Linked DNA regions of Homo sapiens: all the other regions are linked to region 2. The links are chromatin loops, found by intact Hi-C in ENCODE. Cell type or tissue: natural killer cell. All regions are shown on one strand. Links, peaks and the distances in the headings refer to the core of each region. The heading gives the core; the rest is flanking DNA.

Region 1 (6,201 bases), core at 508-5,507, 120 kb after region 2:
AAAAGAATCTTGCCGTTTCAAGGAAGTATCATAATGTGTTCCAGAAAAAGGAAACAACATATTGCAAGTCCAGGAGGAAAAAAATTTGACCTAAATTAAGAGTGTCCTCATATTTCAAAGTGGCGATGAAGAGAGTCCAAGCATCTGTTGGGAAGATGAGACCTAGCAGGAAACACAGTGGAGTTGCTTTCCTCCTCTTCTTCTGATTAATTTCACAGGTTTTTCACATTTTTAGTTTAAATGTCACCTACGCTGGTTAAGTCCCCTCTGCTATGAACTCTTGTAGCAAATGTCATAATTACTTGATTAAATGCTTATCTCCTCCAAGACTGTAAGTTCTGCAAGGGTAAGAATTATATCTGCCTTGCAGATGGGTGTGGTGGCTCACACCTGTAATCCCAGCACTTTGGGAGGCCGAGGATCACCCTAGGCCAGGAGTTCGAGACCAGCCTGGCCAATGTGGTGAAATCCCATCTCTACCAAAAGTACAAAAATTTAGTTGGACATGGTGGTGCACATCTGTGGTCCCAGCTACTTGGGAGGCTGATGTGAGAGGATTTCTTGAGCCTGGCAGGCGGAGGTTGTAGTAGTGAGCCAAGATTGCACCACTGCACTCCAGCCTGGGTGACAGAGCGAGACTCTCTCTCAAAAAAAAAAAAAAAAGAATTTTATTTGTCTTGTGTTTGGTTTCTGTTCTAGATCAGTGTTTGACACATATTAGGTGCTCATAATGGTGTTAGGGAGTGACCCACCACCAGGAAGCACATGGGAGGATGGCTATGTGGCAGTGTTGAGGGACACTGAATCCGAAGTGCTGGGTCTTGAATTCATCAGTAAAAACATGAAGACCTGGCCCATCAGGAGGACCCACAAGGGAATGAGGAAAGGTCATCGTGTTGGACACACATCTATGGTCTGGGCCTGTCAGGCTCCAAGGGTTGTGGTGTGTGTGCACTTGTATCTCCAAGAGAACGGGAGTGACATCCCCAAACACAAATGAGGTTAACTTTTCTAAGGAACATTGGTTAGTGGCCAGGCGTGGTGGTTCACACCTATAATCCCAGCACTCTGGGAGGCCGTGGAGGGTGGATCACTTGAGGTCAGGAGTTTGAGACCAGCCTGATCAACATGGTGAAACCCCATCTCTACTAAAAATACAAAAATTAGCCAGGCATGGTGACACATGCCTGTAATCCCAGCTACTTGCGAGGCTGAGGCAGAAGAATCGCTTCAACCCAGGAGGCGGAGGTTGCAGTGAGCCGAGGTCACACCACTGCACTCCAGCCTGGGAGACAGAGTGAGACTCTGTCTCAAAACAAAACAAAACAAAACAAAAACCAAAAACATTGGTTAGTGTAGCCAAGAAAGATTTTTGACTTAAAAAATAAATCTGTTATCCATGCAGTGTGTTGATGAAAAAAAGAAGATAGTATGTGTTACAAATAAGATAAATATTACATAACCATTTGTAAGATTATTTATGAAGAGTTTGTAATGATGTGGGAAAGAGGTTATGATATAAAGTTAAGCAAAAGAAAAAGTAAATGCCAATTATAAAAATAGTATATTGTTAGCTTTGCTTAAACATATATACGCACACACTATCCGCAAAAAGCAGGAATATACTTCACTCTGTAAGTGGTGGTTATCTCTGAGTGACATTTTACAGGATGTTCCCCTGCTTTTTTTTTACTGTAATGTACATTCCAAATTATTAGATTAGTATATTTACTTTTACAAATGGTGATTATACATTTTAATAGTTTCAGAATGTTAAGATCTTAAGAGACTAAGCTTAGTTCTATAGCTAGCACATAGTAGCATTGCATAAATATTATTCAATCAATTAATGAAGTCATCACTTCATCGCAAGAGTGTACACAAAGTATTAGAACTATTAAAATGTTTGTGTGTGCACCAGCCCCATCAATTCTGAACAACGCCCTATGCCCTATCTGTCATAATTATATATTCTTATTTTTGGGGTCCTCACTCCTTAAAGCAACATTGTTGTTTCCTTCATTGCTTCTCCCCAAGCACAGAAGCAAAAAAAAAAAAAGAGATCATTTATTGTTTTAAAACCTTCATTTATTTTGGGATGTCACTACCAATTTTTCAGGCCTTAGACATGTAAGCATGCATTTCTACTTTTTTAGATTTTGAATCATGTAGAAATCTAGCCAAATTAATTGAGAATACTCTATTGAATAAATCAACAACTTTACTTCCAGGGTCCTGTTAACCTAAGCTAAAGATAAAAAAGCAGCAACAAAGTGCCACTGTTATCTGGTTAAAACTGACAACTGTAAGATGTATGGATGATTTTCTACAAGTTTAGAAACAGGAAACAGTGCTTGCTGCACTTGCCACAGGGCATATAAACTGAGAAAGTTATGTAGAAATTCAAGATCAGAGGATGAGCGCAAGGATGATCTTTGAGAACAAAACAGTGAACAGAGCCCTTTGTGGTGGCAAGCAGTGACGTGAGGTTGTGTTTATGTGAATACAAACCCTCTCCTCCCAAGTCTGGTGACTACAGTGTTTTCTTCCCACCTCGTTGTTAATTGTGGAAATCTGGCTGTCACTATTAACATATCAAACAGAGGTCTTGATATTATCTGCAGCTGATCATTTGTTTAGGTTTTACCCGCAGGAAAAGTCTGGTGGCAGCCAGTCCCAGGACAGCCACGCATGACGCACAGAAGAGTCCTTATAGTTCCCCTGGAGGGGGTGATGATGCAGGCAAATGCCACGCCTGATCCCTTTGGGTCTCCGTGGCAACAAGGCTGCTTGTCAGACTAGATGATAATGAGCCATGATCTGGAAGAGGCTTATTCCATAACAGGAGGGAGGTTTCAAAGGTAACACGTCAACAGCAATGCCTCGGCAACAGCTGTTTGTTATTGTAGTCGTCAAGGACAGAAAAAGGACAAGGCTGCCAGAAGATGTTGCATATGGAACAGAAGATTCTTGCCCTGGAAGAAGGAATAGAGGAGATGTAAATATCCCTTCTTTCTTGGGGGAAGGAAATAGATGAACTGTATGCTAAGTTAGAGCCTCTCTTTATCTATAAATGATCTGTTGGTTAAACAGGATACCTCCCTTCTGAACATCTCAGCACCCCATCAAGAGAACTTCAGGTCTCTGCCATTTAGACGTGTCATTTGTAAGTAAAATAAATCAGGGAAGTAATAGGAGGAAAGCTAAGAATGAAAGGAATTCATCACCACTGCAAATTTGTCCCTGAAGCAAGGTGAGTCCCTGCCCATCTGGCTACACCAGCTCTTTTTTTTTTTTTTTTTTTTTTTTTTTTTTGGCCCTTACTAGACCCCACTTGGGATTTTGTTGGCATATTTGCTTGGATGTCTATCTCCTCTGTAGTTCCTGAGGTCAAGATTACAGTCTCTTTTTTTTTTTTTTTAGTTTTTGTATCTATGGTGCCTGGCAAAGAAAAGAAGCTCCATCAATATTTACCAGTTGCTGGTGGCAATGGTAATGGTAGTTGTGTAGAAGGTGGGAAGGATAGAAGTATAGCTAAGTGACGGGACATTCTATTTCTACACCTTGTTTAGCTATGGAGGTCTCTGGAACTAGCCAGGCTAGCCAAGACTGGGACTTCTTGTGTCTTCTCCAAGAGAGGCAGAATGAGCCTAATGGTTTAGAACGTGGGCTCTGGAGCCAGACAAGCCAGATTAGAATCCTGACTCTACTCCAAGCAGTGTGAGCTTTGGCAAGTTACATACCCCATCTGTGCCTCTGTGAGGATGAAACGAGTTCCTTAGAATGATGCCTGGTACCCCAGAGGAGCTATTCAGGTTCAATTGACTCTGTTTCTAGTATTACTGCTCAACTTAGGAAGAAAAGAAGTGCAGAAGAGGAGAGGCTTTTGCTTCAAATTTTGAGTTTCACATTTAACCTTGCAGTTTTATCCCTGGGGAGCTTCTGCCTGGATGGAGGATGAATCTGGTATCTAAGCTCCTCCTTAGGGCTGTCATTTAGACCAGTGCCAATCCCTAGGAGTGCTTCTGATTTCCTGCTTATCTCCTACAAATGTACAGTTAAGTCAATTCAAAAGAAAAGATAAATGGTCCAAACAAATCCATTGTAGCATACTGTAATTCACTGTCCATGGGGCAATTCATTTGCCCTTGAATTATTATTATCTTCCTTACCTGATGTGCTTGACACTTATGATCTTGAACCATGCTGGGCACCATGGCAAATTTTGATATTTGATATCAAATATCAAAATATTTGATATTTTTTCCTTGATGCTTTTGAAGACACCTCCTCCATAACCACGATCAGCGACCAACACTCAAAAGGCTGAGGGGAACTGAAGCCAAGTTAGGGAAACAATGTAAATGCCTGGCTGGTTAACACGTGGATATCCAAAGAGTTGTTGGGTCTTCTCACCTCTACCCTCATCTGCCGTGAGCACACAGTGCTCCACGGATATATTCAAACTTGAATCAGGCCAGGCACGGTGGCTCATGCCTGTAATCCCAGCACTTTGGGAGCCCAAGGCGGGCGGATCACAAGGACAGGAGATTGAGACCATCCTGGCTAACATGGTGAAACCCGGTCTCTACTAAAAATACAAAAAATTAGCCCCGCATGGTGGCAGGTGCCTGTAGTCCCAGCTACTCGGGAGGCTGAGGCAGGAGAATGGCGTGAACCCGGGAGGCGGAGCTTGCAGTGAGCCGAGATTGTGCCACTGCACCCCAGCCTGGGCGACAGAGCAAGACTTCGTCTCAAAAACAAAACAAAACAAAACAAAACAAAACAAAAAAACCTGAATCAATAAGTGAGGAATTTTATGAAATGCACTCTTGAAGCCAATGAAATAAGGTCATCCATAACTATAAACCAGCAGCTAAATATTACGTAAGCATGGGACTTGGACTCTATTTCATTTAGACCACCTGAAGCAGGTTCTCTTGGAACTGCAAAACAAAAGAAGAGAGAGAAAGAAAGACCACCATTGTGATGGTTTCCAGATAGGCCTAATCAAAAGGTTGAAAATTTCTACCAAGAATATTAAGTCATTACAGCAGGTACCTTTTCTAATTAAAATTGTATTCCCACTGCATGGCTGCATCCTAATAAACTGAGAGGCATCAGCTAGCTACCTTATCTTTCATACCAGCTGTAAGTATGCTGATATACATATGTATATTATATTTGTATTATGTATAATATCTATATGCTATATGTATATATAAAGTATAGCCCTTAAAAATTATTTCAAAGTCACACAATCATCTGAGTCACACAAGCACATAGAAAAAGAGATAAAGGTATGTTATGTAACTCACCTCCTGTATCCAGATAAGTCTTCAGTCAAACAAATACAATTATTTGATATTTTTTCCTTGATGCTTTTGAAGACACCTCCTCCATAACCACAATCAGGAACGGTCTGTATTTCAGCAGTCAGGAAGTTCTTTTTTTTTTTTTTTTTTTTTTTTTTTTTTCAAATAAACTGCTTATCTTAGAATGGTTTTAAAATTACAGAATTAATGTAATTAGTGCAGTAATGTAATTAGTGCAGTAATGGTACAGAGCGCTCCCTACCTAATACTGAGTTTCCCCTATTGTTAACATATTACATTAATATGGTACCTTTGTCATGACCAATGAATCAGTATTGATACATTATTTCCTCAGCTTTTCCCTAATGTCTTTTTTCCTTTTTCTTTTTTGAGATGGAGTCTCACTCTGTTGCCCAGGCTGGAGTGCAGTGGCACGATCTCGGCTCACTGCAGCCTCCACCTCCTGGGTTTAAGTGATTCTTCTGCCTCAGCCTCCCAAGTAGCTGGGATCACAGGCGCCCGCCAATACACCCAGCTAATTTTCGTATTTTTAGCAGAGATGGGGTTTCACCATCTTGGCCAGGCTGGTTTCAAACTCCTTACCTCAAGTGATCTGCTTGCCTCAGCCTCCTAAAGTGCTGGGATTACAGGTGTGAGTCACCGTGCCCTGCCCCTAATGTGCTTTTTCTATTCCAGGATTCCATGCAGGATACCACATTGTATTTAGTAGTCATGTCTCCTTAGGCTCCTCTTAGCTGTGGCAGTTTCTTAGACTTTCCTTGGCTTTGCTGACCTTGATAGTTTTGAGGATTACTGGTCAGGTATGTTGTAGAATGTCCTTCCATTGGGTTTTGTCTGATGTTTTACTCATGATTAGACTGAGTTA
Region 2 (6,201 bases), core at 725-5,724:
CTAAAAAACCAGTGACATTAAGAAAGCATCACATTTCCCAAGTCTGGGGGTGCCCCAGTGGGGTGGTGCTGCTCTCAAAAGCCCTGTGTTCCTAAAAACATCCATCCTCACAAGATCAGTTTCCCCAAGTGCTGGTTCCAAAAATAAGCTCAGGGCTGGCAGAAATTGTTCAGGAAGCTTCTTGAAGTCCCCTCCTTTATTTCTCAGTCTGACTTTCAGCTTGTCCCAGCTACTGTAAGCAGCTTCGGCTTCCCAAGGTCACTGGCAACTCCTACTTTTGCTAATATCCTTGGTTTTCCATGGCACGGGTTGTGACTGTTTTTTAGACTAGTGGTCCCCCAATTAACTGCACCTCCACTTCATACCCTTTTCTTGAATCTGAGCCGGGCTTGTAACTTGTGTAGTAAGTAGAGGGCATACTCCAGCTCTCTTCTGATTAGAAAAAATCCTCATCGTTATCATAATCAACAGAGGGCAGTAAAAGGGATGCTGCGACAATTCTGGACTTAAGTCTTCAGGAGGCCTGGCCACTTCTGCTTTCAAGCTCTTGGTATGTGAGAGGTCTAGCTACCCTGCCAGCCAGCCACTGAAAGAGACAACACAGTGGTCTTTAAATGGTTTCAAATTTTGCTTATCAAAATGTAGTCAACAAAAATGCAAGCCTTCCAAATCCAAATTCTGTCTTCACATAAACTTTCTTGTGTCTGTTCTTCATCTTTCTAGGGAGAGGGTGAAAGTCCACATCTGTGGACTTTCTGTGCTGAAGTTTTCCAGGTTTTCTCATGTGAAACTTTTCTGTTGTATCAGGTCCACGTTTTCACAGACTCCAGCATTGTCTTCTCTCATTTCTGCACAGGGTGGCGCTGCAGTGCAAGGCGGGAGGGGGCTCTGGGCTCCACTTGTCTGGTCTGCTAGAGAATACTTAATATTTTTATATTCGTGCCCTTTCCTCTTGCTTTTCTGCTCTTCTTCAATCTTGTGCTGTAGTGTTTCAATATAATGCTGGACTGCCATATAGATAAATCGGTACTGTGCTTCTGTCTGGGCCATCCCTGACCTCTGAGACTGCACTGTGTGGATGGTTTTGAGAAGGTCAATGTTGCAGTTAATACCTTTCTCTCTGATGATGTCAATAAGACTATTAATCACAATGAACCTCCCTGTATGGCCAATTCCAGCACTGCAGTGGACCACGACCAGCCCTGCATCCATGATGCTCTCCTGCTTATGGTGCACCTCCTCCAGGAAGTCCAGCATGCCCCCGGGGTCACTGGGCACTCCGTGGTCTGGTCAGGTCCGAAAGTGGTATTGCCAGACCGTTCTCGCCATATTCCCCTGGAGTACAGCTTGTCCAACCTTTGAAAACTTAAGTTCTCTTAGCATATAGTCATGAACAGCACTTCCTTTGATGTTCCTAACACACATGACCCCATATTCTTGTAGAGCATCCTCTTCAGACCAGTATTTGACACATTTACTCTTTCCTCTCTCCATTTCTTTCATTGTCATGACAATCACTTGGGAGTTTTCTTGGAACACCATCCAGCAAAAGTCATTCACCATGTTTTGCAGGCAGCCTTGTGTGGCAATGCAACTCTTTTTGGGTTTTGAATTGTTGCACTTGGTTTCAAATTCAGGCATGATGGTGTTTGCACTGATGTAATCTGAAATAGGCTCATTGGGATCATCATCGTGTAGGACAACCCTGGTATGATCAAAGGGCAGGATGTTTTTATATCTATTTTTGTTTTTGTTTTCTTGCCTTTGACCCTCTTTTCGGCTGTAGAGAAGTTTGCACTCCTGTGGTTGTAGTGTCTCAAATTCTTCCCAAAAGCCTTGTTGGACTTTGTCTGTGGTCTCAGCTAATTTGCTTAGTTCTCAAACTCTGCTTTCTATTTCAGCAGCATTTATACGAGTCATGTTAAGGGGCTGCTTGAGTCGTAGTACTGTACCCAATGTTTCCAGCATAGGATTCTTCTTGTAATGTTCCACGAGATCCGTCAAAGAATCAAACCGTTTTCCTCCACCAACGTCGTATTTCAGTTCCTGACAGCGAATCATGACATGGGTCACTTTACACTTGCTGTCATTGCTCTCTTTTTTGTCATCACTGGTGCGCACAGAGAGAACAAAATCTCCAGGGTGGCTCTGGCTCTCTCGTATAAGAAAGCTACCATGTTTTCCTTTTTCAGTTAATTTCTCTGCTTCTTTCCCAAAGAGGTGTCCGTGAAACCATCTTTCAGAGGCAGGATCCGCACAGTTCAGAGGATATTTAAGCTCAACAACATCTCCATTCTTCTCTTTTAATTGCCTGTGATGTTCCATGTAATACTGGACCAACTCAGCCGAAGTGGCAAACTTTTCCCCCCAAACGGGTCCTAGTAATCACCAGTGTTCTGAATCTTGATGTGGGTGACAGCTCTATTTCTTCTAATGGAACATGTGAAGTCTCCAGGGGTACTTTTACTAGGCCTTGCCAAAAAACTGCCATCAACTCCTCTTGTCGACAATAGGTTTTTCTGCCTCCACACCACTGATATTTGGGTGAAACCATTGTCTCCAAGCCTCAGTTTCCTCCTTTCTTTTCTTTCTATAAGATAAAGATAGTAGGCTGGGTGCAGTGGCTCACGCCTGTAATCCCAACACTTTGGGAGGCTGCGGCAGGAGGATCGCTTGAGTCCAGGAGTTCGAGGCCAGCCTGGGCAAAAAAGCGAGACTTTGTTTCTACAAAAAATACAAAAAACTAACCGGGAGTGGAGGCTGAGGCGGGAGGATCACTTGAACCCAGGAAGTCAAGGCTGCAATGAGTCATGATCACCCCGCTGCACTCCAGGCTACTTTATTTTTATTTTTAATGAACAGGGATCTTTTTAAAATGGAAGTGGTTGGTCCTTGATGTCTGGCTTCCCTTGCTAATAAATAAACCCAGAGAACTATTTGCAATGGTGTAGCATTTAGAATCAACAGGCTTCAAAACAGAGAGGGTCTATTCTGTTTTGTTTTGAAGTCACCCTTTGCAAAAAACATATGGTAATCTCGGGCAGCCCATGAAGCAATCGGCAAGATCTGAAGGATGAGAACAGTGTGTTCTTTGAAATCCCTCTGACAAGCAGACAGTCCCTCCTTCCCTCAAACCATCCTCAAAGGGAAGTGTGTCGGCTTGGGCAGTAATGAGACGGTGTGGGAATTCCCCTGTCCCCTTGGTTCACTTTACAGACAAAGTTCATTAGGGTTAAAGATGGGTCATTCCCATCCACAGATTCCTTCACTTGAAATCAAGACTTCTTGGGAAATATAAATTTGGAGAACAGGTAACAGTGAACTATAGTTCCCCCCAAAACAAATTTTTTAAAAATCAGGTGGTATTAAAAATTGCTGTTTCATGACATTACCAATAGATGGCAGCACGGGATTCATCTTCGCCCATAAGCAGCTTCACCCCTGCTTTTCCTGGCGAATGTTCACTGACAACTCGGCCTCAGGACTTTGACGCTCTTGGTGTCATCAGAGAGCAATTTGAGGTGTGCAATAAAATCTTTGGGTTCCCCGCCCCGCCTTCTGTAGGTGACCTCAAACCACAATCACCAATCGACTGCGGTGCTGTGACCTGGAAAAACAGCAAGGAAACTAAAAACAAAACAAAACAAAACAAAACAAAAACCCATCCTGTGAGCTCTGCAAAGGAGAACAAGATCATGGCACACAGGCAATTAGCAAACTAAATTGAAGATGAGTTCTGTTAGAAGAGTCAAAAAACAAAGAGAACAATTTTTGTGAATTGCGTTTTTAAGATCACTGCATCCAAACACTGGAGCTTCAACATAAAGACTCCTGAGCCATGTATTCTGACTTGACCCCTGCAGTTCCTTCCAGTTCCAAAAATCTCTGATCTGTGAATAGAAAAGTTCCAGCAGATACGTTTCTAAGAGCATGAAATTATTTCTAGATACTAGTCTAGTACCTACATGTATTAAAACACAAAAATAAACAAACAAAAAGACCTTCATGCTAATCAAAATATTTTTTAACAGAAAGGAAACCAAAACCTATTGGACCCAGCCCACAAGAACTGTGTTTTTTCCAATGCACATAGCAATAGAGTCATGTTTTGAAAACCAATTATGTAGGCTATAACACCCATTGTAGAAAGAATAGAATAGAATAGAACAGATCAGAATGCATCACAGTCTGCAGGGTTGTAAAGTAAAATTTCTTGCTTTACATCATGGGCCAAAGAAAACTTGCAAAGCTCTATCATGGAGAACAGCATCTGTCTTCAACCTTTGTATCTTCCACAGCCCAACACCAACAAGCTCCTCACCATCAAAACATCTAAATGGGCAAATAGAACTTTTGGTGGGTTTGAGTGGCACCAAGCATCAAGCTACATTAATACTCTTCTCAATCACTGTCATACAAATATGGAGAATTCGGTTATTTATCATCATTTTCTGCATATCCATACTATTCCAAGACAATCCCAATTTCTGGCTTTTTGTTCTACTCTTCCATAAGCATATTCATAGTGATAATGTTGTATGTCCTGAGTTTCAGTTTGGAAAATATAGTCCCTGGTTAAATCAATGGGCATCGGATAAAAACTTTAATGTCTAAAGGGGCTGGGTAGGTAGAATCAATGAGTGAAGCAAGCCAGGAATAACAAAGGATTAAAATGTGGATTTTACAGGAGATGTATACATTTTTTAAAAGTTAATAATAACATTAAAAAAGGAAAGTGACATTGTGCGGGAAGAAGAAATTAGGTCTTCTATGGACTGAATTTTATCCCTTCAAAATTCATATATTGAAGTCCTAGCTCCCAATGTGACTATATTTGGAGACAGGTCTTTAGGAGGTAGTTAAGGTTAAACGAGGGCATAAGGGTGGGGCCCTAATCCTGTATGACTGGTGGCCTTATGACCTTATTATGGAAGGAAGAGGTCTCTCTCTCTCTCCCTCTCTTTCTCTCTCTCTCTGTGTGAACGTGCACCAAAGAAAGGCATGTGACCATGTTGCAAGACGACAAATGTGTGCAAGCCAGAAAGACAGCCTTCACCAGGGAACCGAATTAGCCAGCACCTTGATTTTTGACTTCCCAGCCTCCAGAACTGTGAGAAATAGATTTCTGTTGTTTAAGCCACCCAGGCTACGATCTTTTGTTACAGCAGCCTGAGCAGACTAACGCGAAGGCTTAGGCCTGGATGTGCTCAGGGCCCTCCAGGGGGCAACTTCAGGTTGAATGAAGCCCTGCAGATTGAAGGAAGCACAAACTCATTGGGGTTAATATCTGATGTCATTTAAGTATCAGTCCTCATCAGGGCTCTGAAGTCCTGGGGCAACCTGTAACAGGATATTCATTCATTAAACAAATGTTTCAGGAGTACAAGATTGAAACTAGTTTGACTGTGAGTCAAGTGGGCCAAAGAACAGCTACTTGGAGAGCATAGAAAGAAAAGTGAGCAATTCCAGAAGAATGGGTGATCTCCAGAATTTCAGAATGAGCATCTAAGCACTCCCACACCCATGGGCCTGGGAAGAGATTGACATCAGCAGGGCAGGGACCATAGCATGGGCTTTCAATTTCACCTTCTCATCCTGCTCCAAGTCATTTTCTCTCCTGTTCTAGTACAATTCAAATATTATTTGATTTAAGCCTCATGGTTTTCAGAATTTCTTTCATTTTTTTCAATAATTATTTTTTAAGTACACATCTAGGTACATTGGTGAAGAAAACAAATGAAAATTCTTGTGTTCATGGCACTTTAGTTAGGTAGATAATAAAGTAAGTAGAAAATGTGAGATGGCAGAAGGCCATAATATGCATTGGTAGTATTGTTTGAGAATATTCAATTCTGCTAAAGAAGAAATCAACTGAAATAAGTGAAACTCATGTTTAAGTATAGGAAGATCAGTTAGCAGCATGAGAGACAGGTTAGAAAGATCAAGTGGGTCATACGTATACACACAGGAAGAGGAAGGAAGGGCAGCGCCAGGATACCTGAGATTCATAACACTGTAATATATGTGAGACACTCGATATTCATGAGTTCTTTATTTGGCTACTCATTTGTGAAATTTATTCTGACCTTGAGTGACCTTTGCCCCCAAAAACCAAATAGAATCTTGCTGCTCAGCAGGTTAATTGGCAAGCACCAGCCACGCCCATGTGCTGGAGCCTCATACCGTTTCCACCTGCTGAGA
Region 3 (6,201 bases), core at 719-5,718, 88 kb after region 2:
TGGAGTGCAGTGGCATGATGTAGGCTCACTGCAACCTTCGCCTCCCGGGTTCAAGTGATTCTCATTCCTCAGCCTTTCAAGTAGCTGGGACTCAGGCGTGCACCACCACACCCAGCTAATTTTTGTATTTTCAGTAGAGACGAGATTTTGCCATGTTGGCCAGGCTGGTCTCAAACTCCTGGCCTCAAGTGATCCACCTGCCTTAGCCTCCCAAAGTGCTGGGATTATAGATGTGAGCCACCACGCCCAGCTAGATTGGTTGTTAGGCATGGAGTGCCAAGAAAGGTAATGAGGGCACAATGGCATTAGACCCTGATGGCCTGTTATGTCCATTTCTTTCTTTCTTTCTTTCTTTCTTTCTTTCTTTCTTTCTTTCTTTCTTTCTTTCTTTCTTTTTTTTTGAGATGGAGTCTTGCTCTGTCCCCCAGACTGGAATGTAGTGGCCCAATCTTGGCTCACTGCAACCTCTGCCTCCCGGGTTCAAGTGATTCTCCTGCCTCCGCCTCCTGAGTAGCTGGGACTACAGGTGCACACCACCATGTCCGGCTAGTTTTTGTATTTTTAGTAAAGACGGGGTTTCACCATGTTGTTCAGGCTGGTCTTGAACTCCTGACCTCATGATCCACCTGCCTCGGCCTCCCAAAGTGCTGGGATTATAGGTGTGAGCCACTGCGCCCAGCCCATTTCTAAATTATAGATAGACTTGCCAGACAAACCAAATACATAGTCACTGACAGAGTATCTTCTTTTCAGCCACATGCTTTTATGGGTCTTTTTGTCATCTGTGTCTGCTGCTGATTAATTCCCTATCTGGTTGACATTTCTTTTTTCTCTGTGTTCCTATGTTCTGTTAAGTTTACCAGTAGTCATTCAATAGAGTTACTCTCTATGGCTGTGCTAGTCTGGCAAGCTCCTTTCTGAATTTCACTCATCAAATGCAGTCTCATTGCAAGTTGTTAGAGAGCATTTCCCCAAGTGCCACCTACATTCCAAAAGGATATGAAGATATTTGATGAAAACCTGCAAACCGTGTGGTTTGGTGATAGTCGGTGTCTCTTGGGAGGGGCAGAGCTTCAGAATAGGAGAGAGAAGGCGTCAGTCACCATGATGATTGTGTATTTGTGGGGGTTTTTTACGTAAAGGAATATTTGGCTGCAGGATCACTAAGGTGTGACGATGGAGGAAGAAGGAAAGAAAAAAGATACTAATCAACACCTGTAGGTTGGAGGTGTGGCAACCACGTAGTAGTTCTTGATAGCTTCCGACTGAGTGCAGTCTTTCACTGAGCCCCTATCACGTTCAGGGTACAGAGCTCTGCTCTATGAGGCTTTCAGGGACAATGAGGACTACTTGTTACAAATGATTAATGAACTTTGCTCTTCTTGCTTGGCCAGTACATCAATTTCCCCTCATTGGCCTGGAATATCTAGAAGTAAGGAGGGATACAGGGGAGATTAAGGGGATTGTTAGAGAAGGAATCCAGTGAACTAGAAGATAATAATCACATTCCGGCATTCCATAATAGGACTTTGCAGCATGACATTAGCTTCATAAACTTGCCGAATACCTTGACAAAAGATTGTTTCTGTGTCTTTATCTGCTCTTTAGCTTACAGACAAGTTTGCCTGACCAACCAGATCACAGAGTTCTGATAAGGTAATTCAAGAACAGGAAGTGGGTTAGTGAAGGCCAGTGTGTGAGGTGGCGAAAGGGGACTGTTTCTTTTGGACCCCAGAGAAGTGGGAAGAAAAGGAGGAAGGTGGGGGAGGCAGGAGAGCCACATGAATGTCCCATTTGTCCTTTCCTGACTTTTGGCCTAGAGTAGGAGTATATCCAGCAAATTTTTGTTATTTTCCATAGTTATACTCATCACGGTCACTGCTGTAGGAAACCAGAACACATCATCCCCAAATATGAAGAATTGTTGAGCTGAAACAGTTAAGAAGTGGATACAGGAAAGCTCTCTACCCTCTCTCTGTTGACCTAAAAGCAGGACATAGTTTTTCAAAGATAAAAGGCATCTTCCTTCCTCCCTGCCCCCACTGGGGAGAACAAAGGTAAACACTGAACACAACTTTGGACCCTTATTGGCCTGAAAATGGTATCAGAGGAATCTACATTAAGGGCTTTACTAACTGGCCTTCATCTGCCATTAATTTGCCTTCCCCCAAACTGCCACCCCTAGAGACTCAAAATCCTTTTCCTTTGTCCTGTCACTTTTCTAAAAATTTAGTGTTCTTTGATGAAAATGCTATGTGAGCTGGAATTAAAAACCACCCCTTTGAGAACTACTCATTACCTGGGTGTCACCCATGTACATATGAAATTTATCTGTTAATAAACTTTTGTTTGTTTTTCTCTTGCTAATCTGTCTTTTGTTATGGGGCCAGAACCTATGGGGATTAAAGAAAAAAATTATTCTTTCCCTCCACCACAAACACTGAATTAACAAATACTAAACTATTGTTCTCAAGAGAAATACACAGTTGTGTTCCTGTGAGCCTCTGTTCACAGCATTTTTTTTCTTTTTAAATAGACTATTTTTTAGAGCAATTTTAGATTCACAGCAAAGTAAAGCAGGAAATACAGAGAACTACCATTTACCACCTGCCCCTGCCCCTTTCCCTGCACTGCCTCCCCAACTATCAACATCCCTCACAGAGTGGTATGTTTGTTGCAATTGATGAGCCCGCATAATCACCCAACATCCGTGGTTTACGTTAGGGTTCATTCTTGGTGTTTTACATTCTATGAGTTGTGGCAAGTGCATAATGACATACATCCACCATTATAATATTGTATTATACAGAGTATTTTCATTGCCCTAAAAATTCTCTGTGCTTTGCCTATTCATCCCTCACTTCTCCCTAACCCCGGCAACGACTGATCTTTTTACTGTCTCCATAGTTTACTTTTTACCTTTTCCAGAATGTCATATAATCAGAACCATACAGCATGGAGCTTTTCATATTGGTTTCTTTCTCTTAGTACTATGCATTTAAGATTCCACCATGTCTTTTCATGGCTTCACAGCTGCTTTCTTTTTAATGTTGACAAATTTTCTAATGTCTGGGTGTGCCACAGGGTTTTAGATCAAATTGTGTCCTCCCAGAATTCATATGTTCAAGCCCTAACCCTCAATGGGACTATATTTGGTGATAAGGCCCTTTAAGGGAGTAATTAAGGTTAAATGAGGTCTTATGATAGGGATTTCATTGGATGGGACTGGTGTTCTTTTTTTTTTTTTTTTGAGATGGAGTCTCACTCTGTTACCCAGGCTGGAGTGCAGTGGCATGATCTCAGCTCACTGCATCCTCCGTCAAGTGGGTTCAAGCCATTCTCCTGCCTCAGCCTCCAGAGTAGATGGGATTACAGGCACCCGCCACTGTGCCCAGCTAATTTTTTGTATTTTTTTTTGTAGAGATGTGGTTTCACCATGTTGGCCAGGCTGGTCACGAACTCCTGACCTCAGGTGATACACCCACCTTGGCCTTTCAGAGTGCTGGGATTACAGGCATGAGCCACCACACCCAGCTGGGACTGGTGTTCTTATAAGAAGAGATACCACAGAGCTTGCTCTCTCAAGAAAAGGCCATGTGAGGACTTAACAAGAAGGCAGCCATCTGCAATCCAGGAAGAGAGCCCTCACCAGAACTGAAATCGTCTGAGGCCTTGATCTTGGACTTCTGACTGCCAGAACTGTTAGAAAATAAATTTTTGTTGTTTAAGCCACTCAGTCTGTTTTATTTTGTTATATTGGCCTGAGCAAATACACACGATTTATCTATTCACTTACTGAAGGATAGCTTGAGTGCTTCTAAGTTATGGCAATTATGAATAATGCTGTTATAAACATTCACGTGCAGGATTTTTGTGTGGACATAAGTTTTCAACTCATGTGGGTAAGTACCAAGAAGTGAGACTGCTAGATCATATGGTAAGAGTGTTTAGTTTTGTAAAAAAAAAAACTGCCAAACTGGCTGTACCATTTTGCATTCCCACCAGCAATGAATGAGAGTTCCTGTTGCCCTACATCCTTACAAGCATTTGATGTTTTCAGTGTTCCAGACTTTGGCCATTCTAATAGGCATGTAGCGGTATCACACTGTTTTTTTGTTTTGTTTTGTTTTGTTTTTTGTTTGAGATGGAATTTTGCTCTTTTTGCCTAGGCTGGAGTGCAGTAGCACAATCCCTCTAAGTATGATCCCTTTAAAAGAATTCTTATACATGTGTGGGTAGAGGCTGGAGGTATGTATACATGCATGTACATAGACAGAGGGAAAGATGCCTGCATGCCTGTTTTCGTTTTGAGACAGAGTCTTGCTCTGTCACCCAGGCTGGAGTGCAATGGCATGATCTCGGCTCACTGTAACCTCCGCCTCCTGGGTTCAAGCAAATCTCCTGCCTCAGTCTCCCAAGTAGCTGGGATTACAGGCATGCACCACCACACCCGGCTAATTGTGTATTTTTAGTAGAGATAGGGTTTCACCATGTTGACCAGACTGGTCTCAAACTCCTGACCCCAGGTGATCCACCTGCCTCAGCCTCCCAAAGTGCTAGAATTATAAGCATGAGCCACCGCACCCGGCCTGCATTGTTGTTTTAAATTGCAATTCCCTGATGACATATGATGTGGAGCATTTTTTTATACGTTGATTTGCTATTCGTATATCTTCTTTTATGAGGTCTATATTCATGTCTTTTGCCCTTCTTTTTCAGCAGGTTATTTGTTTTCTTATTGAATTTTAAGAGCTCTTTATACATGTATTAGTTCATTCTCACACTGCTATAAAGAAATACCTCAGATTGGGTAATTTATAAAGCAAAGAGGTTTAACTGGCCCATGGTTCTGCAGGCTGTATAGGCTTCTGCTTCTGGGAAGGCCTCAGGAAACTTACAATCATGGCAGAAGGCAAAGAGGAAGCTGGCACATCTTATAGAGCTAGAGCAGGGGGAAGAGAGACAAGGGGGAGGTGCCACACATTTTTAAACAACCAGATCTCCTGAGAACTCTGTCATGAGACAGCACCAGGCGGATGGTGCCAAACCATTAGAATCCACTCCCATGGTCCAATCACCTCTCACCAGGACCCACTTCCAACATTGGGGATTACAATTCAACATGAGACCTGAGTGGAGACACAGATGCAAACCATGTCAGTATATTTTGAATAACAGTTCTTTACCAGATATATCTTCTTGCAAATATTTCCTCCCGGTCTGCAACTTTTTCCTTCTCTTAACAGGGAGTAAGTATTTTTAATTCATTAATCGATCAGTATATAATCTTGTTTTATGTGTGTGTCTATTTTTAAACACCTTACTTAATAGATATTATTGACTCAGTAGCACTGAACTCATGGCCAGTAACACTATAACTCATGTGTGATTGTAGCTTATCTAAGACATGTTGTCTCAATCTGCCCGGGCTGAGCTAATAAAATTCCACAGACTCTGTGGCTTAAAGAGCAGAAATCTATTTTCTCAAACTTCTGGTGGCTAGAAACTCCAAGATCAAGGTGCCCACAGGTTTGGTTTCTGGCAAAGGCTCTCTTCCTGGCTTTCAGACAGTTGCCTTGTCCACATATGGCTTTTCCTCTGAAGGGGGGAGATGGGCAGGGTGGGCAGAAGAGAGAGAAAGCTCTTTTTATAAAGACACTAATTTTATCAGATCAGGGCCCAATTTATGACCCCCCCCCCAATAACCTGATAAGGCCCATTCTTTTAACCTTAAAACCTCTTTAAAGACCCCATTTCCATATACAGCCAAACTTGGGCTGGACCTTCAACATATGAATTTGCAGGGACACAAACCTTCAGTCCATAACACGTCTTTTCTCTGTAAGGTCATCACAGCATTCTTCAGCTTAGGAACACCAAACATCACTTCTGCACTATGGCGGGGAGCCATTTGAAACAGTAAAGTCACAAAGAAAAAACCACAAAAATGAAAACATGGGCAACTAAGGAGGCAGAAGGACTTTTGTTTACAGGATGAGAGCTGAAACAAAAAGGCAGAGCCTCACCTGGTGCGACCTCAACTGGAAAAGTGCATGAGTGACTCAAATTTTTTACCACATCATGCATGTCTATGAATGATACAAAAGCACAAGTTTTGATTTGGGGGTTAGAAATAAATTTTAGCAAATAGGCAAATCTACAAATAATGAGGATCAACTGTATATTTTTTGGATACATTGA
Region 4 (6,201 bases), core at 766-5,765, 100 kb after region 2:
TCTTAGAAAATTACAGGTAGACTAAAGCCTGCAAGCATACACCACTGTTCTGCAGAGGCCATGCTTTACTCAGAAAAAAAAAAAAAAAAGATTTAAAAAGACACTTGTGTGGTCTGAGGAGCTGAATGCTGGGGGCCGATCAAGGGGTAGGTATGGACAGCACTGGCCACAGAAGGGTTCCCCCACGACAGCCCCACGGCAGCCTTCCTGGGCTGTGGAAAGGAGCCGAATGAGAGGGAGGAAGATGGGGAAGGGCCATCATAGGGCAGTCAGAGAGGTCTGGGGGTAATCTGTGAGCACAGTGTAAGCCAGGAAAACAGCCAGTCTTTCACAGACTTCCAGTCATCTAGAACTGGAGAACCAGCCTGGGGCAACTCCCACGGTCTCACGTGCTGCAATATAGAAATAAGACAGCAACAGGAGGATGGGGTGGGGGCAGGAGGGAGGATGTAGGTGCAAGTAGGACCGTCCGAGTAGATGGGGACAGGGTGCAGAGTCCAGGCCTACACGTACAGTGTAAGCAGGCCCCTGACATCAGCCAGGAACTCCAGCTCAGCACCTGAGGTGCATGGGGCTAATCACTCCTCTGCGTACAGCAGAGCTCAGAGAGCAGGCTCCTCAGGAGAAGCCATGAGTCTGCAGAGGGCAACACAAGGTCAGAGCCCCTCCTCTCTCTGCCAGCCCACAATTCTCTCACCTAGGAATAGAAGGAGGAAGAGAGGAACTCTTGGGAGGGGAGAAACTGCCCTGGAAGAGGGTTTCAACTTTCAATGGACTGAATATTTACCCCCAAAGAACTATTTTAGCCCAGAAAGACTGGAAATTGTCAAGAAAATTGTCAAGAATGGAAATTGTCAAGACACTGCTGTCAATGAAAACAGGGGCTCCGGGCAAGATGAGCTCAGTGAAGGAAAATAAAGATGCACTTCTTTATTTTTTATTTATGCACATGTGATTCATATGTGTGAATTTTGACCCCACTACAAATACATCAATTAGTTTCCTATCAATATGTTAAGAGAAAAAAATGCTTCCCACTCCCCAAATTAAAAGCAATGATTACCAGATTGTGTCTTAAATCTAGAAAACGTCCCCATTCAATATATGTGCTCTTTATTATGGGCTCCCCATTCAATACTAGGCTCTTACTGTATACCATGCAATGTGCAAGCTCCGTAAGTTCAGATTAAACATGTAATGTTCATATAGGACACTGAGAGCAAACAATCTTCACAGCCAGAGAAAACAAAAAGATCCTTAGAAAGATTATACCTGCAGCCTGGCCAACATGGTGAAACCCTGTCTCTACTAAAGATGCAAAAAAATTAGCTGGGCTTGGTGGCGCGTGCCTGTAATCCCAGCTACTCAGGAGGCTGAGGCAGGAGAATCTCTTGAACCCAGGAGGCAGAGGTTGCAGTGAGCTGAGATCGCGCCATTGTGCTCCAGCCTGGGAGACAGGTGAGACTCCAAAAAAAAAAAAGAAAGAAAGAAGGAAAGAGAGAAAGAGGGAGAGAGAGAGAGAAAGGGAGGGAGGAAGGAAGGAAGGAAGGAGAGAAAGAAGAAAGAAAGACAGAAAGAAAGAAAAGAAAGAAAGAAAGAAAAGAAAGAAAGAAAGAAAAGAAAGAAAGAAAAGAAAAGAAAGAAAGAAAGAAAGAAAGGAAGAAAGAAAGAGAAAAGAAAGGAAAATACCTTTATTAGTTAGAATATTTTAAAAACAAATGTCCTCATCCTGCTTCTAGCAAGACCCCAGAGCAAGCTGATGCAAGTGCTCATTGGTCACCTGCATGTTGCAATTTGATATTTACAGTTAGCACCCCTACCTCGAACTCTTCCTCATAACCTATATATGGCTGTTTAAATTACCATTTTAGTCCTTAAAGTCAAGCAGTATCTGTATACGCAAAATTATATTCCTAAAATCATCGTACGTACGTTACCATTAACAATAGCTTAAGGTTATTACGTGAGTTATAGTTTACACTGAGATTCACAGAATTATTTAACCTGGATGGCAGGTTGGACGTATTTTGCACCCATTTTGCAGATGAGGAAATAGAGGCACCTTTGTTCAACAGTCTTTCTCAACAAAGATTAACCCAGATCTTTAGACTTGTGGACCTGCACCACCAGCCCATTCAAATATCTGCTTGCCTGCTGCCATTCCTAGGATAACTGATTTGGACTTTGCTACTTATCTATAGATTCTTTCTGCTTTAAAAGTGTAGCATAGCTCTAGATCCACTGTTTGCCCAAAAACTTCCCTTATCTACCTTGCCCACACTAAACTCCCCTTTCTCTGAATGCCCACAACACATCCTCTTGACATTGCTATTTTGTAATCCATCATGTTCTTCCTTGAAACAACTCTTAAACTCTTACTTACCTTTCCAAATGCTTACATCTTGTTGCCCCCAACTAGATAGAGCTCCTCAAGGATCTTTTCCTGTCCATTTGCCCCATACTCCCTTGCAGACTTGGCACACAAGTTCTCATATATTTCTGGTTTTATTGATTAACTAAAACACTTCAATTTCTCTCCCTAAACCTCTGGGAAAAGGGAAGAACTCCCCAAAGCGGACAACCACACTGACAAAGCCAATGTTCTGCTTCACAATTCGGCATGTGACCGTCCCTGCCAAGACCCCAGAAATTAATTTATTATTTAACCAAAGCCAGTGATTATTGCATAATTTCATCCTTCCAATCAAGAATGCTGCTCTTTATTTAATGACTGAGACCTACTTACTTAGCTTCCAAATATGGTAGTAATTACTTGATATACAGATTAATGCATTCCCAGGCTAGTGCCTTGCACAGAACTATCAAATATAATTGGGGTTTCTAACCTTGTGACACAGCCCTACAAATTGCCTTCTTTATTTCCTTTTCTTAAAAAGTACGTTCAGTCTACTCTGGACTTTCCCATCTGTCGTCAGGTGACTTCCTGCTCTGTTAGCTGACCGTGAGTCACGTCGTTGCTGCACAGCACGTTCAGTGAGGCTGCCTCTGCGTGTGAGGCGACCAGGAGAGGAAAGGACAGACTTGAGCTATCAGACCTCTCTCCTGGTGGGATATTGTTTGTTTCCCCTACCCTGTTCATTTAAAACCTCTCAGTTATAAGCTTTGCTCCTCAGTTTATGCCTCTGTGATGATGCTTCAAGAGACAGGGAAACCAGTTTCCTACATTCCAAAATAAAAATGACATTTTAAAAAGTCTATCCTTTTAGGCAATGAATCATTTATCCGGGCAACCCCTTTCGTCAAGGGTCTTCTTCCTTTCAGCCACATTTCGGGGATGTCTTCTGTAAGGCAAACGGTTGTGACCAAGTGCGTACTCTGGAATCCAAATGATGCAAGTAGAGTTGAAAAGGAATTTCAAAATTACAGGAAAGGAGCTATGAGGGTAGAGAGGATGGGTTTAAAATACAAATAAGGAAACTTTGTGGATTGGGGAAGTCATTGGAGCAAAATAATGGGGAAGTTGGAGGCTCAAGAATAAACAACGTCTAGAAAGTTAGAGGAGTCTGGAGGGCACTTTTGCCTTCTGCAAATATCTTGTATATTATTTTGCTACGTGGGGGCTTAAATTCATTCTCATTAAAAGAAGATAAAGGAACAGTAACACTAGCCTGTCTCATCTGATGTTTTTAGGTTTGTTTGTTTTTATTATTATTATTTCTTTTTAGAGACAGGGTCTTGCTCTGTTGCCCAGGCTGGCATGCAGTGGCATGATCATAGCTCACTGCAGCCTTGAAATTCTGGACTCAAGCAATCCTCCCACCTCAGCCTCCCAAAGTGCTGGGATAATAGGCATGAGCCGCCATGCCTAGCCTGTTTTTAGTTATTATTTATTTTTTCTTTTTTGGGACAGGGTTTCACTATTTGGCCCAAGCAGGCTTAACACACTTCCACTTAATATGCTAATAAAGTAATCAGTATTTGGATAAAAAGTTGGCTAAACATAGAAATAATAATCTAAACTCAATGTAATAATTTACAGATCATTTGGGGATTCTAAACAGGACACAGACATCTATTAGCTGAATAATAACTAGCATGTGTATAGCCAACTTCTTTATGCCAATCTTTCTGGATTGGTGATATTATGGATTTGTGTTGGAGAAATAAATGTATCCATTAACATTTTAGATCAGCACTTTTAAGCCCCAAATAAAAAAGGATATGCATTGATTAGGGTTGTATCTTTACAACATTCAATGAAGTTATTCTTGGCATCCTGTTTTGGAGAAATTGGATCTGCACTTGTAGGTATGTTTACATGTCTTCTTTAAATAGAAGATTTCAGGTTTTTTTTTTCTTCTCATAAGGCCTAGTGATATATGGGTGCTCTTCAAATGTTCATTTTATAACAGTTTAAAAATCTCAGTAATGTAGAGTGGGAATCTAGTACTATTGAATTAAATTGGAAAGCTCTGCATTTTTATTAAGGAAAAGCTTCACCAATTATTTAGAATGAATTGCTCCAAGATTCTCCATTGGCTTTCATTTAGGAAGACCCTGTCATAGGGTTTGGACATCGTAGTTGTTTCTGGATTACTATGGAAATATGATGGTCATTCTCTAAGGCTGAACCTATTATTCCTAGAAAGGAGGTGAGTAATAACATCTTCAACTAAAATCAATGTGGAATCATAAGGAAAAATCTTGTGAATCTTTCAATTAAGAAGAAATCACCTTTTAAGGTAACATATTCTGTAGACAATTTTTCTGCCTTCTTCAATATGACCTTAGAGGGCTAGTTCCAGTGACTAAACCCCCAACCAGGCAAAGCTAAAATTCTGTCTTGACTCAAAAGCAGAATTCCACTACCTGAGTCACCTACAAAACTTCAACAGCACCCTGGATTTTCCTGAAAGCATCCCCAGCCAAGGATTGAGCAGGTTTAGGCATGTTCTCTTATGAAACCAGCTGATGACACAGTTACAGGGACTATGGCTCAAAAGTTATGGGCTGGGTTAGTGCCAACCCTGGTATAGTGCCCTCCATTAAGTACTGAGAATGCTCATCTCTAAATATCAAGACACTGTTTGAGATGAAATATCTATGTGGACTGCTCATGGCAAACACACCACTTTTAGATCTATCCTTTCACGATATGAAGTGTATTTCATCCACGTTGGCTTAATTCCATCCAATTCCCATGAAGTACATGTTCATTTTCAGCTGCATTTGCTCATTTGCTTTTAATACTTCTTCTCTCTGGCTCGCTTCTAGGTAGAGAATCATTTCTTTTTTTATATACTTTAAGATTTAGGGTACATGTGCACCACGTGCAGGTTAGTTGCATATGTATACATGTGCCATGTTGGTGTGCTGCACCCATTAACTCATCATTTAACATTAGGTATATGTCCAAATGCTATCCTTCCCCCCTCCCCCAACCCCACAACAGGCCCTGGTGTGTGATGTTCCCCTTCTTGTGTCCATGTGTTCTCATTGTTCAATTCCCACCTATGAGTGAGAACATGCAGTGTTTGGTTTTTTGTCCTTGCGATAGTTTGCTAAGAATGATGGTTTCCAGCTTCATCCAAGTCCCTACAAAGGACACGAACTCATCCTTTTTTATGGCTGCATAGTATTCCATGGTGTACATGTGCCACATTTTCTTAATCCAGTCTATCATTGTTGGACATTTGGGTTGGTTCCAAGTCTTTGCTATTGTGAATAGTGCCGCAATAAACATATGTGTGCATGTGTCTTTATAGCAGCATGATTTATAATCCTTTGGGTATATACCCAGTAATGGGATGGCTGGGTCAAATGGTATTTCTAGTTCTAGATCCCTGAGGAATCGCCACACTGACTTCCACAATGATTGAACTAGTTTACAGTCCCACCAACAGTGTAAAATTATTCCTATTTCTCCACATCCTCTCCAGCACCTGTTGTTTCCTGCCTTTTTAATGATCACCATTCTAACTGGTGTGAGATGGTATCTCATTGTGGTTTTGATTTGCATTTCTCTGATGGCCACTGATGATGAGCATTTTTTCATGTGCCTTTTGGCTGCATAAATGTCTTCTTTTGAGAAGTGTCTGTTCATATCCTTCACCCACTTTTTGATGGGGTTGTTTGTTTTTTTCTTGTAAATTTATTGGAGTTCATTGTAGATTCTGGATATTAGCCCTTTGTCAGATGAGTAGATTGCAAAAATTTTCTCCCATTCTGTAAGTTGCCTGT
Region 5 (6,201 bases), core at 487-5,486, 270 kb after region 2:
TGTTTAATGTTTCTTGTCTCTCATTTCTAGCAGACTTATAAAAAATAGATTTTTAATTGGTGTTATCAGATTAATTTCTAATAAACATTATTTTCTAAACTGAAGATTGCAAATTCCACTGCTTAGAGGGGCTAAGCAAATAATTAAGAGAAGAAAGAAGAGGGTAAAAGAATAGGGCATGATGTGGATACTGGTGAACTGGAAAATCCAGACCCCGTTCATGAGAATAACTCCTCCTTGGCTTCAGCCAAGAGTCGAGACTCAGGAATGTAGGCCTGATGTTGCCACATCTTTTTGTTCAAGAATGTTCAGAAATCCAAATTCTTCCCCCCGCAAACTTTCCAATTTTTAAAACTTGAGCCAAACAAAATACATTATTTTGGCCTTCCAATTGATGACCGCTGGGTTGTATTCAAGGCCCCTGCCCTCTGTTGTCAGCTTCCTTTTTTAGCCTGCATCACTCTCCTTTCTCAACATAGGTCTTCCTCTCCTTGTAGCCATCTTTATCTGATTAGTCAGTTCAGGCTTCTATAACAAATGATTGCAGACTGGTGGCTTCAAAACAAACATTTATTTATTGCAGTTCTAGAGGGTGGGAAGTCCAAGATCAATATGCTGGAGGATCTGGTGTCAGGTGACGGCCTGCATCCTGGTTTGCAGATGGCGGTCTTCTCATTGTATCCTCATATGGCAAAGAGTTGGAGCAGGGGGTGGAGGATGGTGCTAGCTCTTCTTATAAGAACACTAATCCCATAATGAAGGCTCCAACCTCCTGACATAATTACTTCGCAAATGCTCCCTCTCCCAATACCATTACATTAGGGCTACGGTTTCAAATATAAATTTTGGGGGGAACAAACATGCAGTTAATAATAAAACCCTATTCCGGCAGCACCCTTGTGCGGCCAGTGTTCCATTGAAGATTGCCGCTTTATGCCACAGAACCCATCTCATCCCATCTCTCCAATCCTCGGTTCTTTAAATACATACAGATCAAGACCCATCATATCCTCATAATTTCTCAGACCACTCTTATCTACAGCAATGCATCTTAACAATTTTTATGGCTTTTGGATTAAATCATCTATTGCCTTATGACATTGGACAACTTTCCTATGTACGTGTATTGTTTCCCCAACTAGATTGTAAGATTTTCAAGGGTTAGTGGCCAGTACTAGAGCACATACAGTTGTTGGTGTTAGAAAGATTGGGTTTTAATCTGGTTTTGCTATCTATTAATGTAACATTGAGTTAGTGATTAAACTTCTCTCAGCCTCAGTTTTTTTCTCTATAAAATGCAAATAATATTTCTCCATAGAGATGTTGCAAACTTTAAATGAAATGAATAGAACATGGACATCTTGATGAATAAGAAAAGTACCTGGCAATTAACAACGTAATTGTTTTTATTTCTGTAAAAATTCTTACTGCTTTTCATCCCCTGTGATGCTTTGTGTAAGTTTTTGCCCAACAGAATATTTATAATAAGCATATGTTGTTTTCTGATTCATATAAGAGAACGTTGTCTTTGCTACAATAAGGGCATTTTATGCCTGGATTTAATGTTTGGAAATCTCCAACATAGATTTGAAGAGCACACATATCTCTGATGATTCAATAACAATTTTGCCCATAAACAGGACAGTAAGACAGAGAAAACTTTCAGAATTTCCTTCATTCTTGTAATTAGAGTTTATCTAAAACACTGGTTCTCAAATGGAGGAAGAGGGGAGTTTGCTCCCCAGAGGACATTCAGCAATGTCTGGACACATTTTTGGATGTCACAACTGAAGGACGTTACTAGCACTGAGCGGATAGAGAGAGGCCAGGGATTCTGCTAAATATCCTACCATAAGAAGAACAGCTCCCTGCCCCCTAAAAAAAGAATTATTTGGCCCAAGATGTCATTATCGCCAAGGCTGAAAAACCGATCACCATTCCTAAGATCTCTCCCATCCCAGAACTCCCTGCTAAGTCAAATTAATTAGACTGAGGAGAGAGCAAGTTGGTGACGGACCTGAAGAATAGCCCACGTAAGTGGTGGCTGGTCAGTGCAGAGTCAAGCCGCCAGCTCTGGAAGATCTCTTCCCAGCTTGCAGACTTCTGGAAGCGCTGAACTGGAGGCAGCCTTCTCGTTTCCATCACAGGAAGCCATTGCTGTCAATGTGTGTCTGAATACCGTTTATTCCCTTCTTGAGTAATTTCACTTATTTCCCTACACAATGTAAACATGGAAACCAACATTAATGACCTCTTTGAAGGATATTGAAAAAAATCAGTTTTGAATGCAAGCTGGGAATTATGCTAATGTAAGACTTACTTAAAGGGACTAGAAAACTTTGTAAATGTAAATTCATTCTCATAGTTTCCCAAAGAGACAACTGCTTTCATAAGAAGGTCAAATGTCTGTCTTGCACTCACACATCGAGGCTGTGAATAAATGTGGTTATAGCACTGGTTTCCTCCCTCGGAAACTTCCTACATCAGCAGCTTGGTTCTTTTCTTTAGTTAAATATGATCTAGTTGGAGGTGAAGTGTTTTTCTTTTTGCTTTTACTTTCTTTTTAAATTGCTTTCCCTCCCTCAATTTCTCCAGCCCTTTTTTCATCTTTTACTTCATTGCTTTCTCTCATACTTTATTCCTTCCTTTCTTTACAGTTGTAGGAACAAGAAGAAAAATTCTCAGTTATGTTTGCTTTCCAGGCCTCTATTCATTAATACCTGGGCTTTAAAAGGTTTTTTTTCTCTTCTCTTTTATAACATCATGCTGCCATCCTGTGGCAAATTTAAATATTCAGCTAGTCAAAGAAATGCAGCGTTCAAAAATCACTTAAATACCTGAAAATACACAACCATGCAGTTGGAGCCTCAGTCGACCAAGAGTGGATGCCATCTAACATTGTGATTTAAATCCCAAGGCCCAAAGCTATATTTCTCTTTTCCCTGAAGGCTGTGATTTCTCCCAGGAAGGAGGCATACTTTATTTCCAAACTGAGTATAGAAAAATCCAAGTATAGAACAAATTTGGTACGTAGGCCTATGGCATGTTTGAGGTCCTGAGAAGGAACTTCTGTGGTTTTGAGTGTTTAGAGTGATTTTCTCTCAAGTCGCTGGTGCAGATTCAAGATCTGCTATATTAACATGAGGGAACTGCCCAGGTCAGTCGTGGCGTTGATGTCAACCTACATGAGTAGCCAAAAGTCAAATACTTTGGGAAAGACAGAACACAACACAAAAAAGTTAGGGTGATTATTTTTAAAGATCAAAATAGTATTTGCTCAATAAACAAAGCAAATGTCTATTCCATTCTTGTAGCGGGGGTGTGTATCCTCACAAAATGCACAGTTGATATTTAATAAAAGTTCTCAACCATCTGGATTCCTCAAATGATGCTAGACCTCAAACCCAGCAGGTCCAAGATGGAATTCATTCATCCACTTTCTCATTACCAGCCCCCACATATCACCACACTCACAAGTGTGCACTCACACTCACACACACACCCTATGTCAGGAAATGGCATTACCACCACCCAGCTCCTCAAAGCAAAACTCTAGGTGGCCTCCCTGAAACTACCCCCCACCCACCCCACAATCCAGCACTAAGTCCCTTTAACTTTGCCTCTTAATCTCCTCCTTCCTGTCCCCTTCATCCCAGCCTCATTGCTGTAACCCTAGTCCAAGTGACCAACATCTCTGGCCTAGTTTAGAAGCCTCCTTTCCCATCCTGCCTCCCTACACACACAGACACAAACATATGCACATACACACACACAGACATACACAACATAGTCTCCACACTGCAGCCAGAAGATCTCTTTAAAATACAGATCTGACCACGTTACTGTCTTTAAGTCCTTCAAGAGCCTCCCTTGTCCTCAGATTAAAGTCCAAAACCTCTACCCTGGCCCTGAATCCCTGTCTGCCTCCCCAGCCCCTTTTGCCCCATCTATATTTGGTTATTTAAAGCAATCTCTATTTTCCCTGTTACGAGAAGGTAGACGTTATGGACATTGTGTTTGCTACATAGTTAATGCATTGACTTAACCTACCTCTACACATAGCTTTGAGCAAACGTGAGAGAATAGAATATTAGCATGAGGAAGACAATTGGCTCACTGCCCCAGGTTCCAGGTAAGCACCAGACCCAGCCTGGGGCACTTGCTGAGGGTCCCTTAGCTGGTCTAATGGCAGACGTGGAATTAAAGTCCAGTTATTCCAACAACCAACTCTGAGCACTCTCTGTGGTATAAGGAGGGGTGGGACGGGTGTTTCCTTTGGCGCACATGTTGAAGTGAATAAGGGTTGGGGAATTGGGTGCAAGTCTGGTTCTCAGTGCTTTCATTAGCCTGAATCACCTGCTGTTTCCCTCTGCTTGCTTTCTTTTTGTTTGTTTGTTTGTTTGTTTGTTTGAGACAGAGTCTCACTCTGTTGCCAGACTGGAATGCAGGCTCACTGCAACCTCTGCCGCCTTGGTTCAAACGATTCCCCTGCCTCAGCCTCCCAAGTAGCTGGGATTACAGGCGCCCACCACCAAGCCCAGCTAATTTTTGTATTTTTAGTAGAGATGGGGTTTCACCCATGTTGGCCAGGCTGGTCTCAAATTCTTGACCTCAGGCGATCCACCCTCCCAAAGTGCTGGGAGGATTACAGGTGTGAGCCACCGCGCCCGGCTTGCTTGGCTTTTTAACTCTGAGTTCTGTGGCACTCTTTGTTTAGAAACCCTAAACAGTTCGATTCTATGATTGTGTCGTTTTAGGGTGACCATTACAGAGTGGTTTTGATATGCTCCAGAGAAAGGAAAGAGAAAGAAAACTAATGTTGTTATTCCCAGAGTTCACAGCCATTCTAAAACATTTGTTACTCTCCGCAGTCCAAAGATGAGGAAACTTCTTACTTCTCTGGACCAAAATATCCTCATCTTGGACTGGGGAGAGCAACAGATGTTTTTAGATACCAATCTTGATCTCCAGGGAGTGTGTGTCAGACCTCACAGATGGAATGAGGGGCTCTTAGGAGACATTGCGGGGAGTGGGAGACTATCTGATTTTTGCTATTGAATTTGGTCTTGGGAATTGGCTAAAAGCAGAATTTTCCATTCCCCATCACAGGCAGAAGCACAAACCATAAGCTGGACCAAAATTATACAAACTTTTGTTAGGATTCTAGAAACTCTGTACTATGCTAATTTTTGTTATCTGTATTATATTTGTTACTTGTCTTACATATTTGTGATAAGCAATAATTCCTTTAAAATCAAAAGGACCTAATGACTTATCTTCTGAGATGACTAGGAAGGGAGGGAACGTGGGGAAGGAGGGGACCTGGCCCTCAAGGGACAGTAAAGATAAGGAGGACTGAGTCACCGGAGCCTGCTGTAAAGGAAGAACGAAAGAGCCTAGAGGTATGTGCTTGAAAAGAGGCCCTGGGCTGAGTAAGAAGCAGAAAAGCTGTATGAAGTTCTCTGACAGGTGCAGGGCTGATGAGGGAGTCACTGTGGTTCACACCTGGGTGGGAACAACTAATATACCTTTCAAAACCTTCTTCCCATAAAAGAAGAGTTGGTGGATGCCAAGTTTGCTATATGAATGGCATGCTGACTAAAAAGGGCCAGGTTCATCTGAGAGCATGACTGTTCCTGTTCAGGGCCACCTGGACAGTGGTCCGAGGCATCTGATAAATGTGCAGGAACATGTCACTTATTCTTCACTCATTTTTCTCCTCTAAAACCGAGGACTAGTAGCCACCAGTCTGGGCAACTGGTACAAAGGTGAGTCACAGTCATCAAAAGCCGTAGGCTGTATTCCGCACATTAATCTTTTACCCGCTGTGTTGCATTTATCATGCACCATACATTTAAGGGAAGTCATTTTTGAGGCACGCCAGTGTTAATCTTTCTTTTTTTTTTTTTTCTGAGATGAAGTCTCGCTCTGTGGCCCAGGCTGGAGGGCAGTGGCGCGATCTCAGCTCACTGCAACCTCCACCTCCCGGGTTCAAGCAGTTCTCTGCCTCAGCCTCCTGTGTAGCTGAGATTACAGGTATGTGCCACCACGCCTGGCTAATTTTTGTTTTTGTTTTGTTTTGTTTTGAGATGGAGTCTCGCTCTGTCACCCAGGCTGGAGTGCAGTGGCACAATCTTGGCTCACTGCAACCTCCACCTGCCCAGTTCAAGCGATTCTTCTGCCTCAGCCTCCCAAGTAGCT

What was found. A loop is a pair of places that touch in the nucleus more often than their neighbours do. Peaks named below come from ENCODE experiments on the same cell type or tissue, not always from the same donor. Only the 100,000 strongest peaks of a DNase experiment are listed, where the experiment ranks them.
Region 1: a loop joins it to region 2, with 7 times the contacts of the local background. A loop is called at or near these places in 9 of 110 quality-filtered maps.
Region 3: a loop joins it to region 2, with 5 times the contacts of the local background. A loop is called at or near these places in 33 of 110 quality-filtered maps.
Region 4: a loop joins it to region 2, with 6 times the contacts of the local background. A loop is called at or near these places in 25 of 110 quality-filtered maps.
Region 5: a loop joins it to region 2, with 5 times the contacts of the local background. A loop is called at or near these places in 35 of 110 quality-filtered maps.

What each region holds. Positions count from the first base shown.
Region 1 is chr6:137,821,603-137,827,803 of GRCh38, forward strand. It overlaps WAKMAR2 (wound and keratinocyte migration associated lncRNA 2), which reads right to left. Exons shown (of 4, transcript NR_049793.1): 4 at 2,067-2,975. Among named protein-coding and RNA genes, the nearest start is that of TNFAIP3, 43 kb to the right of the region's middle. In natural killer cell, for the core only: no CTCF peak of the experiment used is centred there; DNase peaks (open chromatin) are centred at 803, 2,489, 2,629 and 3,649; H3K27ac peaks cover 2,388 bases.
Region 2 is chr6:137,704,643-137,710,843 of GRCh38, forward strand. It overlaps the pseudogene PTPN11P3. Among named protein-coding and RNA genes, the nearest start is that of LINC02539, 31 kb to the right of the region's middle. RefSeq lists a silencer at 3,101-3,150. In natural killer cell, for the core only: CTCF peaks have their summits at 877 (motif pointing right), 1,076 and 3,382 (motif pointing right); DNase peaks (open chromatin) are centred at 869, 3,139, 3,509, 4,059 and 1 weaker place; H3K27ac peaks cover 3,444 bases.
Region 3 is chr6:137,793,050-137,799,250 of GRCh38, forward strand. No RefSeq gene overlaps it. Among named protein-coding and RNA genes, the nearest start is that of LINC02539, 57 kb to the left of the region's middle. In natural killer cell, for the core only: no CTCF peak of the experiment used is centred there; a DNase peak (open chromatin) is centred at 2,662; H3K27ac peaks cover 1,004 bases.
Region 4 is chr6:137,808,628-137,814,828 of GRCh38, forward strand. No RefSeq gene overlaps it. Among named protein-coding and RNA genes, the nearest start is that of TNFAIP3, 56 kb to the right of the region's middle. RefSeq lists enhancers at 2,815-3,074, 3,105-3,224. In natural killer cell, for the core only: no CTCF peak of the experiment used is centred there; DNase peaks (open chromatin) are centred at 2,325 and 2,964; H3K27ac peaks cover 1,156 bases.
Region 5 is chr6:137,973,065-137,979,265 of GRCh38, forward strand. No RefSeq gene overlaps it. Among named protein-coding and RNA genes, the nearest start is that of SIMALR, 30 kb to the left of the region's middle. RefSeq lists an enhancer at 2,471-2,580. In natural killer cell, for the core only: CTCF peaks have their summits at 2,784 (motif pointing left) and 2,989; DNase peaks (open chromatin) are centred at 2,447 and 2,777; H3K4me3 peaks cover 798 bases; H3K27ac peaks cover 2,751 bases.